2 separate regions of the Homo sapiens genome follow, and region 1 is linked to region 2. A link is a loop called in an ENCODE intact Hi-C map of the cell type or tissue named here. Cell type or tissue: endothelial cell of umbilical vein. All regions are shown on one strand. Each heading gives the region's core, and the rest is flanking DNA. Links, peaks and the distances in the headings are about the cores only. Region 1 has its middle 83 kb from the start of LINC02697. Region 2 has its middle 28 kb from the start of LINC02697.

Region 1 (8,331 bases), core at 81-8,080, 110 kb after region 2:
TATTTCAGGAACGCAAAGTTGGTTCAATGTTATATTGTATAATGAATCATTCCACTGGCCTTTTCCCCTGGTTCCTGGGAGACTTTAGATCCCTGTAATTTCCCAAGTAATAGGAGTGTCCTTGTTATTCAGGAGCCCCTTGGACCACATATGAGTTTATGCTAAGGATGAACTGACTCAGGATGGGGCTTTACCAGAAAGACCAGCCGTGTAATTAGAGGGTTGGGGCTTGAAGACAGCCTGACCTCCAGGGAGTGAAGGGGCTACAGATGAAGTTTACTCACCTGACCCACGACTCAATCATGCCTACCTAATAAAGCCCCATAAAAACTCTGGACACCAAGGCTTAGTGGAGCTTCCAGTTGATGTGCCTGGATAGTGACGTGCTTGATCCCACAGGGAGAAAACACGAAAGCTGTATGCTTGAGATCCTCTCAGATTTTGTCCTGTGTCTCTTGATTTGGCTGATCTTGATTTGTGTCCTTTAGAATCAAATTGTAATGATAATGTTTATATGGTTTGTGTGAGTCATTTATTGAACTATTGAATTTGAGGAAGATTGGGAAGTACTCTATACTTGTAGCCAATTAGTCAGAAGTGCAGGTGGCCTGGGGACCCCAAATGTGGCTGGTTTCTGGAGTGTGGAGAGTTTTCTGGGAATTTACCACTTAAAGTGGTGGTGTTTAGTGTCAGAAAACATTCAAAAATCAATCATTCATTGTAATTCAGTAATTAAAATAGAGAAACCATGTGATTATCTCAATTGATGCAGACAAAATCCAACATCTATTCCTAGTAAAATCTCTCAGCTATCAACCTGATAATGGGAATCTATTAAAAACCTATAATTAATATCATACTTAATGCTGAAATATTCTATATTTTCCCCTAAAATTAGTAACAGGAGAGACTGTATGGTTCTTATCTCTAAAATTATTATTGTTTTGGGAGTTCTAAACAGCTAAATTAGAAAAAAAAAGAAGAAGAAGACAATCAGATTGAGTAGAAATAAATAAATGAGTAAACTGCCTATTTTCACAGATTACAAGCTTATTTAAATTTAAAAAAAATAAAAACTACAAAACACACACACATAATAATGAATGCAAGTTTGCAGGATACACATTCATTATACAAAAGTCAAATGTACCTAGCACCCAGATCTTGGTTTCTAATGTCATTCTCCACAAAAGAAATCAGGGCTTACTGCAGAAATGGTTGACTCTAAGACTGGGGCAAGAAATAGAAAAGGTAAGCCTGAAACATCTTATAGTCCCAGAAATTTAAAACGCGCTGAAAAAAAAAAAGGAAAAACCAACCCATTTTTAAAACCATGTGGATAATGGTAAGAAACAGAGGAGCCAGCTGAATGTATGTCCAATGGCCAAAAGTAGAACACAGTTAAGCCACAAAATAAACAATTATTGGATTATAGCCCAAAGTATAAAGTACATATCCATGAGTCCGTACTGATATAAAGAAATGATTGAATAAGTGAGTAACTTGGGAAGATGAGACCACTGTCCCATGCAGAAGAATTTCAAATCCCTGTAGATTCCCTGCCCTCAAGAAGGGGTAGCATGACCCCTCTCCTGAAGCATGGGCTGTGCATAGTGACTTCCTTCCAAAGAGTGCAATATGAGGGGCAGGGAAAGGAGCAGCTTTACAGTGGAGAAACCTGGTGACCACTGCCTCAGCCCCACAACCAAGGTTGGGAACACTGGCATTGAGTCCATACCTTCATACAGTGGGATGAGAATGGCACGTTTCACCACGACCAAGGTTGGGAACACTGGCATTGAGTCCATACCTTCATATAGCAGGATGAGAATGGCACGTTTCACCATGACCAAGGTTGGGAACACTGGCATTGAGTCCATACCTTCATACAGTGGGATGAGAATGGCACGTTTCACCTCTGTGATCCCCCTTCCTCCCAAAAATATATAACCCCTGTCTAGCCATAAGGAAAACATCAGACAAATCCCAGGTGAGGGACACTCTATAGAACACCTGAGTAGCCCTCAAAACTGTCAAGATTGTCCAAGACAATGGAAGCCTGAGCCACTCATAGCCAAGTGAGGCCAGGAAGACATGACGACTGAAAGTAACCTAGGATTCCGCATGGGATCTTGAAACGGGGGAGGGCGTTAGGGGAAAATGAAAGAAACTGGAATGGAGTGTGGATTTTAGTTACTGCATCAGCATAGGCCCATCAGTTGTGACAACTGTCCATGCTAATGTAAGATATTTACAATAGGAGAACCTGGGTGCGGGGGTAGGGGACTCTATATTACCCTCTCAATTTTTTGGTAAATCTAAAACTGTTCTAAAAAATAAAGCCTATCTGAAAGCATGTATTCATGTCAAAAAATAAACTTTATTCTGTAATACTTACAAACGATATTTGGAACTTGAAATGCTTAGAATACACTTTAGAATAAGATAAAAAGTAGGAATATTTAGCATCAAGTAAGGCAAAGACATGCAACACCTATACACCGAAAACTATAAAGTAATGCTGAGTGAAAATAAAAAGCCTAAGTAACAGAGAAAATACACCATGTCCATAGGTCATAAGACCCAATAATCTTACCAAATATGCCCAAATTGATCTATATATTTGATGCAATTCCAAGTCCCAGAAATATTGTTTAAGAAATTCATTAAATAATTTGTTTTACATTTTTGTTTATTTTTTCAATTGACAAAATTTATAAATATTTGTGGTGTACAAGAAGATTGATAAATGTATATACATTGTGGAACAGCTAAATCAAACTACTGAATATATGCGTAATAACATCATTTTAAAATTTATCAGAAAGTACAACAGACAAAGTTAAAGGCCTAACATCTGATTCAAAACTTACTATAAAACTGCAATACTCAAACCAGTGTGATCTTGTCATAAATGCAGATAATAAATAGACCCATGGGAAGAAACTAGGGGGGCCAGAAATAGACCCAAGTATATATACACAATTAATTTTCCACAAAAGTACAAAGGCGTTTCAGCAGAAAAAAAAAAAGAGTATTTTTTAACAAACAGTGCTGAGACAATTCGTTATGTATTAAATGAGCTTTATCACACCATATACAAAACTTGATTCACAGTAGATCATAGAAATAAATGTAAAATCAAAAATTATAAAACTTTGAGAAGAAAACAGGAAAAAAATCTGTATGACCTTGGGCTAGCCTTGGCTCCTGGCGCTGGAGCAGAAGCACGGCCCTTTGAGGCAGGCTGGAAATCTCCAACAGCCACCAGAGGACTCAGCCAGGGCCAGCCCCTCGCTAGCAGGGAGCACAGCTGCAGAGGCCTTTTGATGTGTTTATGCTCCCGGCTTTTCCTTTCTGAGCAAAAATCATTTCTAAATCTTCCTCTAAGCAAGTCCGATATCAGCTCCTCTGGCGCCCCCTAACGCTCGGCTGTGGTAAAGCACCCGTTCCTCCTCTCCCAGGAAGACGGCGGGAGAGATCTCAGCGCAGATAAAGCACTCCCATGCTTTCAGATGTCAGCTGAGACCATGTGCATACCTCATGCTGTGCGTGCGTGTGTGTGTGTGTGTGTGTGTGTGTGTGTGTGTGTGTGTCACAGAGAGAGAGACCCACACACAGGCCTGGGAAGGGGAGGTGACCTCACCCCTCCCCTCTCAGTGTCTCGGGGTGTTCAGCAGCTCCAGACGAGGACAGGCCACATTTACTTGTGCTCTTCAGGGCTGGTCCTGCCTCTCCTGTCCCCACACCTACCCACCCTCTGAGCTTTTCCTCTTGGATTATTCCCTTTTGTTCATCTTCGATCTCAGGGCTGTGTTCCCATTCCTCCACACCTACAAACTGTGCCAGTCTCCAAGGGTGAATCTAGAATCTACTTATCTCAATATTGTACTCACCTTGTTTTTAACCTTGAAACTCTAGCTCCTATCAAAGCGACTCAGAATCTCCGTGCTGTAAGTCACACAGTTCAACCACAAATGGTCACAATTTGAAGGGACTTTCTCATTGTGGTCCAGCCCCCACTCCTGACCCTTTGTGGCAATCAGAAGGGACCAAGGATACCAGCACTGAGGGTTTGTAAGAGGCCACACCGCTTGATGGTGCAAAGGTGGAAAGGAACCCAGACCCCTGGCTCTTAACTGAGAGATGCGTTGGCTCCATCCTGCAGCCTCAGGGCCGCTGCTCTGCCATGCTCCCTGTGTGGGCTCTGCACAGCCCTTGCCTGATTTGCTGCTGTCGGTGACAGATAACAGGTGAAAAAGCGAGGACCACACTGCCCATTACTGAGGATCAGCCCTGACAGGGAGCGTAGGTGGGAGAAGGAACCAGCACCTCCCTGCTGAGTTGCCAAAGCTTGGAAGGGCAGAAGCCACTTTGCACCGTTGCTTTCACCCAGATCTACCTGCATAGAGCTACACGCACAGCTCTTCAGAAAGCCACGTGATAAAATAAGAATCATCTGTTCTGAGTGCGTCTATGGTTTATATTTAAAATATCAAAACCCATTAAAATAATATTTAGCATCAGATAGAAGATTGGTGACTCACAAGGTCACCATGAACAGTAAGAGTAGGGGACACTTTTAGTCTCTAATTGGATGAGGCCTGCGATAACTCCACCCTGAGCTGCCCTGTCTGGGTGTACAGTGCAGTCAGCCGGCCCTGGGCCCAGCGCTGTGAGGCCTGGAGCATCAACTGCTGCATTCCTGGACTCACACTCTTCCTCTGCACCTTGCTCAGATCCACTGATTTTCCAGCACAAGTCTTAAGCTACCCAATAGCAGGGATTTTTCTTTTCTCCATTTTCTTGTCCTCACCCTGCTCCACACTTCAGGTAGCACCCGGACTGTGTATGCCCCGGTGGTGCCCAATAAATGCCCCTGCCCAGCTGGCTCCCGGTCCAACCCAGCCTTCCTCTCAGTCCCCTCCTGCCTTTATCCCCCCAGCACTCAGCCCATCTGCACCCCTCTTGCGCCTGCAGGGTGTGTACCTCACAGGGCGGGAGCCCGGCTCACCAGGGGCTCACAGGGACGGCTGCCTTGGGTGGACAGCAGAGCCAGCACCACTTACAGGAGCCTGTGGGAGAAAGAAGTACACACTTACCAGCCAGAGGAGAAGCGATTCCAGAAGGAATGGGGTCAGTTTGCAGGGCCCCTCATGCCATTTCTGATGCAGACTCTTCTCCATTTCTCATGGCCTTTCTCCCACGTGGCTCCAGGTTCTGAACCTTGGCATCAGAGGGACACGGCTGCTCTCATTAGCTCTCAATTTTTAAGGGTTCACTTCCCAAAGAACGAGCTGAGTCACGGACTTTGCAAATCCAATCATTGCACAGGAGCACCAAGCAATATCACACAAAGTCAGCATTCCTCATTATATCTCCTCTATCAATTTACCTCGGAACCAATTATTAATTCCCCTCTCTCCCCTCGGGCCACACTTAGTCACACCATCACGGAAGCTGGAGAAAATGGTCTTAGCCACCAGGTGGTTCCCAGTCTGCTCTGGCACCAGCTCTAGCTCTTAGCTAATCTGATCTGGTAGAGGATTCCAGGGGCCCCCATGAATGCCTGGGGTGAGCACAGCATCCCCTCCAGAGAGACAGGATCACAGGGGGCAGCTGGAGGGCCCCTGGTCTGAGGCAGGGTCCAGACTCCTTCCCTAGGAGCACAGCCTAAGTGGAATTTCCAAGCATAAAATGCAAGCGTGCAATTGCTTCAGGAAATGTTCCCCTGGGTATCAAGATCTGTTCAGTAAAGAGCTGCCTGGAGCTCACAGGGTCAGGAGCTCCTGGCGAGAGGGGGAAGCAGGGGGTGTTTGCGTCCACAGTCAGCTGGGGGCCTCAGAGAAACCCAGCCTCAGCGTGGGTGCTCAGAAGGACTTTGTCCCCCTCCACAGGTGAGCCTTCCACAGGAACCGCAGGACCCCTCAGGCTGGTTCACGCTGACCTTCCTCCATCCAATCTGTAGCTTAAGGATGATGGCAAAGCTCAGATGCTAATCAGTGCCTGAACCCACATGAGGTATCCTCTGATATCGTATCTCGTTTAATCCTCACACAAGTCCTATGAGTGCAGAAAGCCATCCCTATTTTATATATTTAAAAATGAAGGCCTAGAGGCACTTAATAACTTCTTCAAGGTCACACAGTGCCAGGATGCAAATTCAGATTTCTCTAAATCCAAGAGCCAGGCAGGCATTTTCCCTCATACATCTGCCAAGCATGATTCCTCTTTCATTAAAGAAAAAGGATAATTTATATTACTATTAATTAATCTGTGTTTGTTCTGACATTTTCTCTTCTTCATCTCCATTTCAGGCAGGAAATTAAACTTTTTCATGTTTTCATTTCCATATCTCAGAGACTTTTCTTAAGACATTTTAAAAAATGGGGGCATCCAGAACTCAAAATAATGCCAGTCTATTATAAAATTCCGGACCTATAAAAAATTATGCCAGCTGTCTGCCAAGATTGGCAAATGAGTAAAGGTTTTAGAGAAAAGGTAGAAAGAGAATCCAGCAAATGACACCTGCCTGTCAGAGGAGATGTGTGCCTGGATAAAAATATATCAAATTAGAATGGAGGAATTGGAATGCACATGTGCTAGGAAAGGAAGCAGCATTTTATGCACGCTGGGTGAGAATGAGGGAAGGGATTACCAGCAACTCCCCTTTCCACCACCGTAGCCCCACAGTTCCCCAGGAATGGTAATCTCATCCTTCCCCTCAAGGGCCATTTCCAGTGCATAAAACCCCATCATTTGGATTCTGTCTTAAGACTAACTTCAATAACTCCTTTGAATCTATAAGCCGTATATACAGTGATGTTAATTAAAGGTTGGTTCTGATGGCTGCAGGAGCCAGCAGTGCAGTCATGGGTAGATAAAATACAGTCGACGCACATCAGAGCACATCACAGAAATCAAAGTCCTGTGCACGAACAGCCATGTAGATGGTGTTGGGTAAAAGAAAAAGTGAGAGAGAATTCATAGCACAGACAGAAAGGGCTGCCAGGGGATGCTGGCAAGGTGCTGATCTTCACCTCGCTGCAGCAGACAGGGGTGGGGCGTTCCCAGACAGGGCCCGTTCCCAGGATGGGCTGACACAGCCAGGTGTAGCATGCACACTGGCTTAAGTGCCTGCCATTTCTTAATGGCAGGTGGCCCAAGGGGGTTCAGAGTCCTCCCCACCACCTTCAGAGCCTCAGCCCCTGTCAAGGTGAGGCTTCTCCAGGCCTCTGCCCTCCTCGGGTTTGGCAAGGGCCACTCCCTCCAGATCAAGGCTCCCGCTCAGCCAGCCTGGGGGTCCAGGACCCACCTTGGAGCACCGAGGCCCAGCACTGTCTCAGGTTCCCATGCTCAGGAGGCTTCTGTGGAGCTGTCACCATGGCCTTGTCCATGGGGAAGGGAACTCAGAGAGACCAGGATACCGTGGAGAGCCACGCAGCAGGCCGTGGGCACGGCAGGACCTTGCTGCGACTCCCCAGGACGCTGGACTCTACCCGGACTCCCCCAACTCTCTGGTGGTAGCAGGCTCCCCCAGTTCCTGTGCTCCCTCCACGCCTGCCCTCCTGGAACCTTCCCCAACCACAGTGGCCTCTCCAGCCTGTCCCAGTGTGAGGCCTTTCCTGCAGGCCAGGTCTGCTTGGAAAGAGCAAGGAGGGGCGCAGCAGCCTCTCTACCTTTAGGACCCTGCCTCCAGGTGAACGTGCAGCTCCATATCAAAGCCGGGCCAGCTTACGGACAGACCAGCCTCTCCCAGAACACCCGGCGTCCCCGCTGGCTTTTGCCAGGAACCCTGGCTCCCCGAGCCCTTGGCCGGTCACTGTGAGGCCAGATGATACCACCCAGCACCGTGGGCTGCCCTGCCTCAGAACCTACTCGCGTCTGGTTCACAAGATCTGAAGACCTGGACCTCCTCCCCACAAAGGTGGCCACCATCGACCACTCAACTCTATTCCAGGATCGCTGGCCACCTGGACTAACCAGGCTGACCCGATCTCTGGAAAGGTGTGTTCTTGTCCCAGGGACAGCTCTGTGTTATGGAGTCCGAGCAATGGGAGAGGCGCAAGGCTAAACTCTGGTACTCTCAGGGTATGTGGGGAGGGTCTGCCCTTTCTGCAGAGATGTAGACCAGGATGGGAAGAGTGTCCTCTGCCCATAGAAAGCTTGAGGATAGACTCTAGGAAGATCTTCCTGAAAGGGAGGCCAGGGAGAGCCAGAGACTCAGAGGGCACCATGGCCTCAGTCTGTTAAGCGAAAGACAGCCTTGCAAGAGGCAAGGTCTGGATGGGATGCCATCCCACGCTGGTTTCCAGACCAGTCAGCCTCAAG
Region 2 (8,331 bases), core at 140-8,139:
TGGATCGATGGCCCACAGGACATGCAGAACGGAGGCAGGAAGTCCCAGTGTAAATGGCAGACTTCAGTTTCGAGGACTTAGATTCCACTGGGAAGCAGCTGTCCAATTCACAAAATTGTCGGTGATCAAAATAAATATAATAAAGTAGTTCATTTTAAGCAATGCAAAGAAAGCTGAGTGGCAGATAAAGCTAAAGATGAGCTCCAGATGCCACCAGGCATTGCACGTGGAGGGACTGCATAGCACGCGTCCAGTGTAACTTACAACTCCTGGGACGCTGGGACTGTGCAGTGTTAATTCTAATGACTGTGCAGTGTTAATTCTAATGGCACATGGAGGCATAATTAATTAACCTTTCAGTTACTCTGGGTCCTGCCCTTATCCAAACATAAATATGTATATGCTGGGAAAATTTTGCAATATAGAAAGCCGACATTGTTGACTCCTTGTTCATAGGCAAAACCAGATTCACAGCTCCCTGCCTTTTTCTTCAAGCGGCTCCATGAGTCAACTTGGATGTGGTCTTCTCTCCTTGACGCACATCCTCCGATCTGACCAGTTGTCCAAGTGATGCTCCAGTGCTTTTCAATTTTGACTGTGCGGCAGAATCACCGATGGATTTTATTTTATTTTTAAAATAGGGGTACGTATGTCTCATCTCACCCAAGGTGAGGTCCGTGGATCTAATGTTACGAAGCCCACAGTGGGTCCCAAATCCCAGCTGAGCTCCAGGACTAGGAACGTCACCCACCCTCCCCGCTGCAGAGCGGCACCATGACTTTTGTTCTTCCTGTGGTGGAAACAGAGCTTGCCTAGAGATTCTAGACACAGCATCTCTCCGAAAACAAGCTGGGGCTCTGCCGCCCTCACTGGAGTACAGCCAGTGCTGTGGAGCCCCCAGAGTGGCCACAGAGATAGAGGGGACTTAAAACTGAGTAGGGGGCAACAGAGTTGGGGGTCTATCCACCACATGTGGACACACAGCAAGTCAGGCATGTGGGAAGGAGGGAACAGCAGCGCAGAATGGAAATGGCAAATGTTCATCCAGCCAGGTGTTATTTTATTGATGGCTTCTGGGGAAATGGGATGGACACGTTTAGAACAGCCTTGGGTTGAACTTGACGCTGCAAATGGAACTTAATTGCTCAAATAATGTCGTATCAATTTCATATAAATGATAAAGAAGGAAAGCCTCTCTTTCTAGAGAGAAAACTCTCCTGATGGCATCAGGCTGTCCCGGGGAGTCACTGCTTCCCTTTTTTGTTGCGGGGCATAGCGGGAGGTGAAGCTGGGAATTGACAATCTCTTTTTTCTGCTGGATTGAAACCTCCTGGAGCAGAAAAATAGTTTTTTATTTTGCAAATGAAAGTCAAAGATGTGGCAGGAGTTGGGGGTGAGCATTGCAAGAGCTAAATCCGGTGCTTCTGACAGCCCAGCCCTAGTGAGAGGGCCCCTTCTGAGAGTCCCAGGGACTCTTACGTAAATGAAACTCAAATAAAGCTCCCCACAGCACCTGAGCTTAGGGGCACCAGGCTCTGGGACTCTGTAGGTGCTCCCAGGAGATTCCATCCCCAGGATAACACTGCAGGTGAATTTGTACTTTTCCTACCATGCAAACCATACTCTGATTGGTAACTGTTCAGGATTCTAAGAAATAAATTTATTGAACCAAAGTATTGTATAACTTATTTTGCTTTAAGTTATATATTTTTCCTTGTCATTAGTAACCAAAGAATAATTATTCTGCCATTTTTAATTACAGTATATGCATATAGAAAGTATTTCTTTTTTGTTAGAGAATGTGTGCTACATACCTTTAGGCTCTACCTTCCAATCCGAATGGAAGGCTGGCATGCTCCCTCTTCACCTGGTAATAGCCCTTGGTGTACAGATTTGGTGTCTAGGAGAACATCCCAAGTCTCTGGCATGTGGCGTCACCACGCTGGGGAGTGGCAGTGGCTCTCCTGTGTGGAGCACTCTGTGCAGGCTGTGCCGCTCCCAGGCAGGGCAGGCATGCTGCATTCAGAGCCTGTAAGACCCTCTCCCAGGGCTGGTCGGAAAGCAGCTGGTTCTGATGAGGAGGCTGTAAGGCTTCCAATCTTGGGGACCCCTTGTGTCTGGAAAGAGGGATCTGGGAGTCCTAGAAAAATCTCCCAGGGCAGGTCTCCATTCCAGAGAGTAAAAGCTGCAGCCTCGAGCGTCTCTTCTCCTCCCAGCTGTCCCCGTTCAGGTCAGGGACCAGGGCAGGCTTTGTCACCAGGGAGGTGGGTACCGGGTGGTCCCGGCCAAGTGGCCAGGCTCCAGTCTGGGGAAGCCTTTGAGCTGTCTCTGCAGGGCTTGAGAGGTGGGGAGGAGGGAGAGGGACAGGCTAGAAGCCCAGGACAAGGAAGTGAGGTCAGGCCTGAGTGCAGACACTGGGCAGCCAAGGTCCAGAGACGCTGAGGTCTGCTCTGGCCACAAATGAGCCCAGACTCCAGCTTCTGACCCTCCCCATGACTCTGTCCCCACACACGGGGGCCTCTCATGGGCCACGGCCTATGGCCCACAAAGTACAAGCTCCTTACCCTGCCCCTTGCCCAGCCTGGGACCTCCCATGTTCTAGGAGGATGAGGAAGTCCTGGGAACCATTTCTCTATTTCTCTTCCTCTCTGACCTGTGAATCTCTTCTTCTTACTTCCAAAAGGCCAGGGCAGAAGTCAGAATGGCTGCTTGGTCCACGGAAGCCTGAAGCCTGGTGCCTAAAGTGAATATGGTCTTGGCAAGATCAGAACTGCTGAGAGCCAAGGTTTCCTTATTGACTAAATTAAATCACAATCCTCCCCCGGCTAACCTAGAACTCTGGGAATCAAATATACCAATAAAATGTCTGTAAAAGCACTGTTTGAATTTGCATTTGCACCACTGCTCTTAGTAGAGGAAGCGGCAGCCTGAGGCTGATGTGAGCACTGGGCTGGGAGTCAGCGGTTCTAAGTGTGAGCACTGGGCTGGGAGTCAGCGGTTCTAAGTGTGAGCCCCAGCTCTGCAACCTACCAACCTATTTGGGACTCTCCACTTCTCATCTGAAAATGCATAGGCCAGAAATAGCTGCTGCCCTGTCTGCTGTTATCATCTCAGTCAGTGAACAAGTGTGTGGGGATCATCAGTCTGTACCAGGTACCCCTGTAGACATGGGACTGGCATTGTGCGTTCAGACATGGGCCCTGACTGCACGTCTCACATCCCAGTGGCGAGGAGACAGACAGCAAACAGGTAGGTAATTAAATAAATACGATCATTTAATCTTCTTTATGTGTGTGGTGATGCTGGTGTAAACAGACATACCGCTCTGCCAGGCCTATAAAAGTCTAGCACACACAATTATGTTCTGTACATAATAAGTGATAATGATATTAAAAGGTTTACTGATTTACATATTTAGTATACTATACTTGTTATGGTTTTAGAGTGTGGGCTCCTTCTACTTATAAAAATAAGTTAACTGTAAAATGGCCTCAGGCAGGTCCTTCAGGAGGAATTCTGGAAGAAGGCTATCACAGGAGATGACAGCTCCTGCATGTTATCGCCCCTGAAGACCTTCCAGTGGGACAGGATGTGGAGGTGGAAGACAGTGATAGTGACAGTCCTGACCCTCTGCAGGCCTTGGCTAATGTGTGTGTCTGTGTCTTAGATTTTTTTTTTTTTTTACCGAGACAGAGTCTTGCTCTGTCGCCCAGGCTGGAGTGCAATGGTACCATCTTGGCTCACTGCAACCTCTGCCTCTCGGGTTCAAGCAATTCTCCTGCCTCAGCCTCCCGAGTAGCTGGAATTACAGGTGCCTGCCACCACATCCGGCTAATTTTTGTATTTTTAGTGGAGACGAGGTTTCATCCTGTTGGCCAGACTGGTCTCAAGCTCCTGGCCTCAAGTGATCCGCCCTCCTTGGCCTCCCAAAGTGCTGGGATTACAGCATGAGCCACTGTGCCCAGCCTGTGTCTTAGTTTTTAACTGCAAAGTTTAAAATGTTAAAAAAAAATTTGAAAACAGAAAAAATCTTATAGAATAAGGATACAAAGAGGAAATATTTTTTACAGCTGGACAATGTGTTTGTATTCTAAGCTGAGTCATTACAAAAGAGTCAAAAAGTTAAAAGCATACAAATTTATAAAGTAAAAAGTTACAGGAAGCTAATTTTCTTTCTGAAGTTCAGTCCGGGCGTGCAGCGGGCTCCGCCATCCGGCCCGGGCGTGCAGCGGGCTGTGCCATCCAGGTGTGTGTGGGTGTCTCTGCGGTGTTCACACAATGGCAAAATCACCTAATGACACTTTCTCAGAACAGAGCACTGTTGTTAAGGGATGCGTGGCTATAAGAATGTCGCGTTCAGGGAGAAATTGGGGCTGAGGACACAGATGTGGCAGCCATCGTGAATTTGGTCATTCAAGTTGTGGCACCTAAGGGACACACCCAGATAGCAGGAGCGAGGAGAGGTCAAGATCCAGCTCTAGACAGCCCACGGGAGGAGGACTGGCTGAGAAGGGGGAGCTGACACAAGACAAGGAGAGGGAGGTGGCGCAGGTGAAAGGAGCCGGGGCAGAGTGTTGCATGGTGCCCCCTGCTGTTAGGGTGCAACGAGATACAAAATATAATCCTTTCGGTAAGTTTTACAGCACTGTTTAACTGCTAGTCACAGTGGGCCCCTGGGTGTGGGCGGAGGGAACAGCTGACCACAGCAATGAAGAAGAGATGACAAGAAGCTACCGGGGCCACTGGTTCCTCGGCTCCCTGGTCCTGGAGGAGGCTGGGCTAGACTTGGGAGGAGGGGAGGAGGTGTCTCCTGCTGCCACCAGGACCATGGCTGCCCTCCCTCACTTGCCGTGGGCCTCCCTCCCTCTGCCCTTCCCTCCCTCGCCACCTGGGGGTACTCAGTCACTTACTTCCACACTCGTTCTTTAATGTCCATGAGCAAACCCGGAGATGAGGGCGGCTATACTCAGGACAGGATCAGGGTCCATGATGTTGGGTGTTTACAGTGTCTCCCAAACACATCGTGACAGAGGACCAGGAACCTCCAGAGAGGGCCCTTCCCAGCCGCACGGCAGCAGCGCAAGTGCACGCGGGGCCCAGGATGCTTCAGAGCTGAAGGAACACCTGGGAAGGGCCCCATCAGTGGCAGGGTGTGGGGGGGTTCGTCCAGGACTTCGTGCATGTGTCACTGCAGTTATGTCATTAGAGATTTGTTTTGCTTGGGGATTTTCATGGAGTGTTTTGTTTTTATCTGAGTTACAAACACAGTCAGGTAGATACACACGTGCCCAGCCTGTGATATTTTTGCCAAGAAGTAAGACCTATTAAAAAGCATATTTTTATGGATTCAATCCCTTAGGCCAAGAGCAGAGACATGGAGTTATGCAGAGGTGGGGGTGACAGGGCAGGAGGGTGTTTCAGGGGAAGCATGAAGCTGTCTCCTCCCTTTCTTCTGGGCCACCTCCTGGGTGAGCTGGAGCAGCTGGCCAGGCTCAGATTGCTCCTCCAGGCAGCGGAAGGGGCCCCTGCCCAAAAGGTGAGAGATGCCAGATGGCCTGGGGCACAGCAGGCTTGGCTAAGTCGGCCCCCAGAGCACGGAAAGGCTCTCTGAGAGCTCGGATCCCACCTGCTTTGTCAGAGTGAGTATTTCCTTTCTAGAGGCCAGGAATGGAGACGCATCAGCCTCAGCGGAGTGAGCAGGGCTCAAACAGGACACCACTAGGGCCATTGGGCTTCCTCCATGGCACTGACTTCTTAGGCAGCTCCCCACCTTCTCAGGAGAAACCATCTCCCCTCAACGGCAGGGTGAGCAGCACCTATCTTTTCAGGGGGAGGCGAGTATTCTTCACGTACAGAGGAATAGGTTTGAGCACGCTGGGAAAACCAGGGTCACACAGCATGGAAATGCCTCTGTCGAAGGAGGAGAACAGGAGGCCCAGGTGGGACTGAGGGGCCACTCACACCCAGGAACCACCTCCAGCTCCCAGCCTGGGGTGCCTGATGGTGCCACAGCTTCGGGCGCCACGTTTGGTTAGAGGCTGCTGTGGTCATGAATGTCCCTTCTCCAAGGGTTTTGGGTCTGAGGACCCAGTGAGCCTCTCCCCTCTCCAGTGTACTCACAGGAGGCTGAATTCCCTGGGGTCCTGGGGTCAGGAGCACCCACCTAGAGCCACAGAAGACCCAGGATGAGCCACTCCAGAACATCCCTGGTTTTGTTTTTACCAAAACCCAGGAAGAGGTTGTGATTTCAAGCATGAGGTTTAGAGACAGGAAGAAAACTAATATCCTTGGGTACCTACTCCACAGCGGCCTCCTGAAACTTCTTTAACCCTCCGCCAATGGCAGCACCCATTTTGCAAAGGTGGAAACTAAGATTTAGACCAGGGCTGTCCAATAGCACTTGCTGTGGAGCTGGGTCAATACAGCGGCCACCAGCCACAGGACACTATTGAGCAGTGTGGCAAGTGCACCAGGAAATGGGATTTTAAATTGTATTGCCTTTTATTTGAATTAAGTGTAAATGCAATAGCTGCCTGTGGCTAGTGGCTGCTACACTGGACGGTGCAGACCTAGGGAATAAATGACTGTCCAGGACCACACAGCTACTAAGGAGCTGGACTGGAGTCACGCGCTAACCCTTTAATTTTCCTGAGGCTCCTCTCCTTGCCCCACCCTGTGGCTGCCATGTGAGCAGTGACCACAGAAAGTGAGAAGCCAGTGATCAGGGAGGGACCTTCCCATTGGAGCTGTTTCCTCCTGAGTCAGCCCCAGGATTCGGGCTCCCACTTCAGGCCACTCCTGCACCCCGGGACTTTCACTCTGAGAAATCCTTTACCGTGGAAGCAGGTGACATTTTTGTGAGACACTTTTGTGATGTTTGTGATTGAAGTCTCTGTGAAGTTCTAGCCTGGGTGGAGGGAGGGTGCCCGGGCCAGGGATGGGAGAGAGGCTGTAAAAGATGAAGCAATCATTGAAAATCTGAGACTTCATCAGAAACTTTCCATTCAGCTCGGATCTTTGCTGAGACTGACCTTCCAACTGGATTTAACTCCTGCATTTTTTGCCACCAGGTTTCCAGCTGCAGAGATCTGATACCCACTCAGTATTTATCACTCTTTGGTTGTACGAGATAGAAGCTTCGCAATTCACAATGAGCCTCGGGTTTCGCCTGATACCATCTCCAAATCTTTGCTAGAGGGTTTCTTGTGGCCCTGAGGCCCTTGTCCTGCTCACATTTTCAGGGGACACTGAGTGTTCTCACAACGCAGAGATGGCCTGACCCAGAAAAATGGTGTCAGCCCTGGGTCAAGCCCTGCCCCACTGGGCCACATTTCCCTCATGTGCGATCACAGTGGTAATAAAACACCAACAGTCATCACTTCTGAGGGTTTGCTCTACACCAAACAGACACTATGCGCCTATTTATTATTTTATTACATTATTACCTTATTTCCTTATCAACACATTGGTGCTACTCCTGCAGGAAAGCACAGTGACTAGCCCAGATCACCAGCTGGTAAGTGGAGGGCCTGGAGTCAAACTCCAATCTGCTCCGCTCCCCTGAATATTCTCGGATTTACTGTGTTCCACAGCTTCAGGGATGATGAGAGTGTTACCTACACCAAGAGGTGTCAACAAGTGAGGGTGAACATGTCAAATGGACCAACCACTGAGCCTGTAGTCATATGTCTAAAAGAGAGGGAGATTTGGAGCTATGGACTGTCCTTTCTCCCTGCACCGTGGACTGTTCTTTCTCTCTGCACCGTGGACTGTTCTTTCTCCCTGCACCATGGACTGTTCTTTCTCTCTGCACCGTGGACTGTTCTTTCCCCCTTCACCGTGGACTGTTCTTTCTCCCTGCACCGTGGACTGTTCTTTCTCTCTGCACCGTGGACTGTTCTTTCCCCCTTCACCGTGGACTGTTCTTTCTCCCTGCACTGTGGACTGTTCTTTCTCCCTGCACCGTGGACTGTTCTTTCCCCCTGCAGCGTGGACTGTTCTTTCTCTCTGCACCGTGGACTGTTCTTTCTCCCTGCACCGTGGACTGTTCTTTCTCCCTGCACCGTGGACCGTTCTTTCCCTCTGCACCGTGGACCGTTCTTTCCCTCTGCACCGTGGACTGTTCTTTCTCCCTGCACCGTGGACTGTTCTTTCCCCCTGCAGCGTGGACTGTTCTTTCTCTCTGCACCGTGGACTGTTCTTTCTCTCTGCACCGTGGACTGTTCTTTCTCCCTGCACCGTGGACTGTTCTTTCTCCCTGCACCGTGGACTGTTCTTTCTCCCTGCACCGTGGACTGTTCTTTCTCCCTGCACCGTGGACTGTTCTTTCCC

What was found. Peaks named below come from ENCODE experiments on the same cell type or tissue, not always from the same donor. Only the 100,000 strongest peaks of a DNase experiment are listed, where the experiment ranks them.
Region 1: it touches region 2 in a loop (16-fold over the local background); 2 of 110 quality-filtered maps call a loop at or near these places.

The regions. Positions count from the first base shown.
Region 1 is chr11:134,863,838-134,872,168 of GRCh38, reverse strand. No RefSeq gene overlaps it. Among named protein-coding and RNA genes, the nearest start is that of LINC02697, 83 kb to the left of the region's middle. In endothelial cell of umbilical vein, for the core only: a CTCF peak has its summit at 3,446; a DNase peak (open chromatin) is centred at 3,328.
Region 2 is chr11:134,975,153-134,983,483 of GRCh38, reverse strand. No RefSeq gene overlaps it. Among named protein-coding and RNA genes, the nearest start is that of LINC02697, 28 kb to the right of the region's middle. In endothelial cell of umbilical vein, for the core only: no CTCF peak of the experiment used is centred there; no DNase peak of the experiment used is centred there.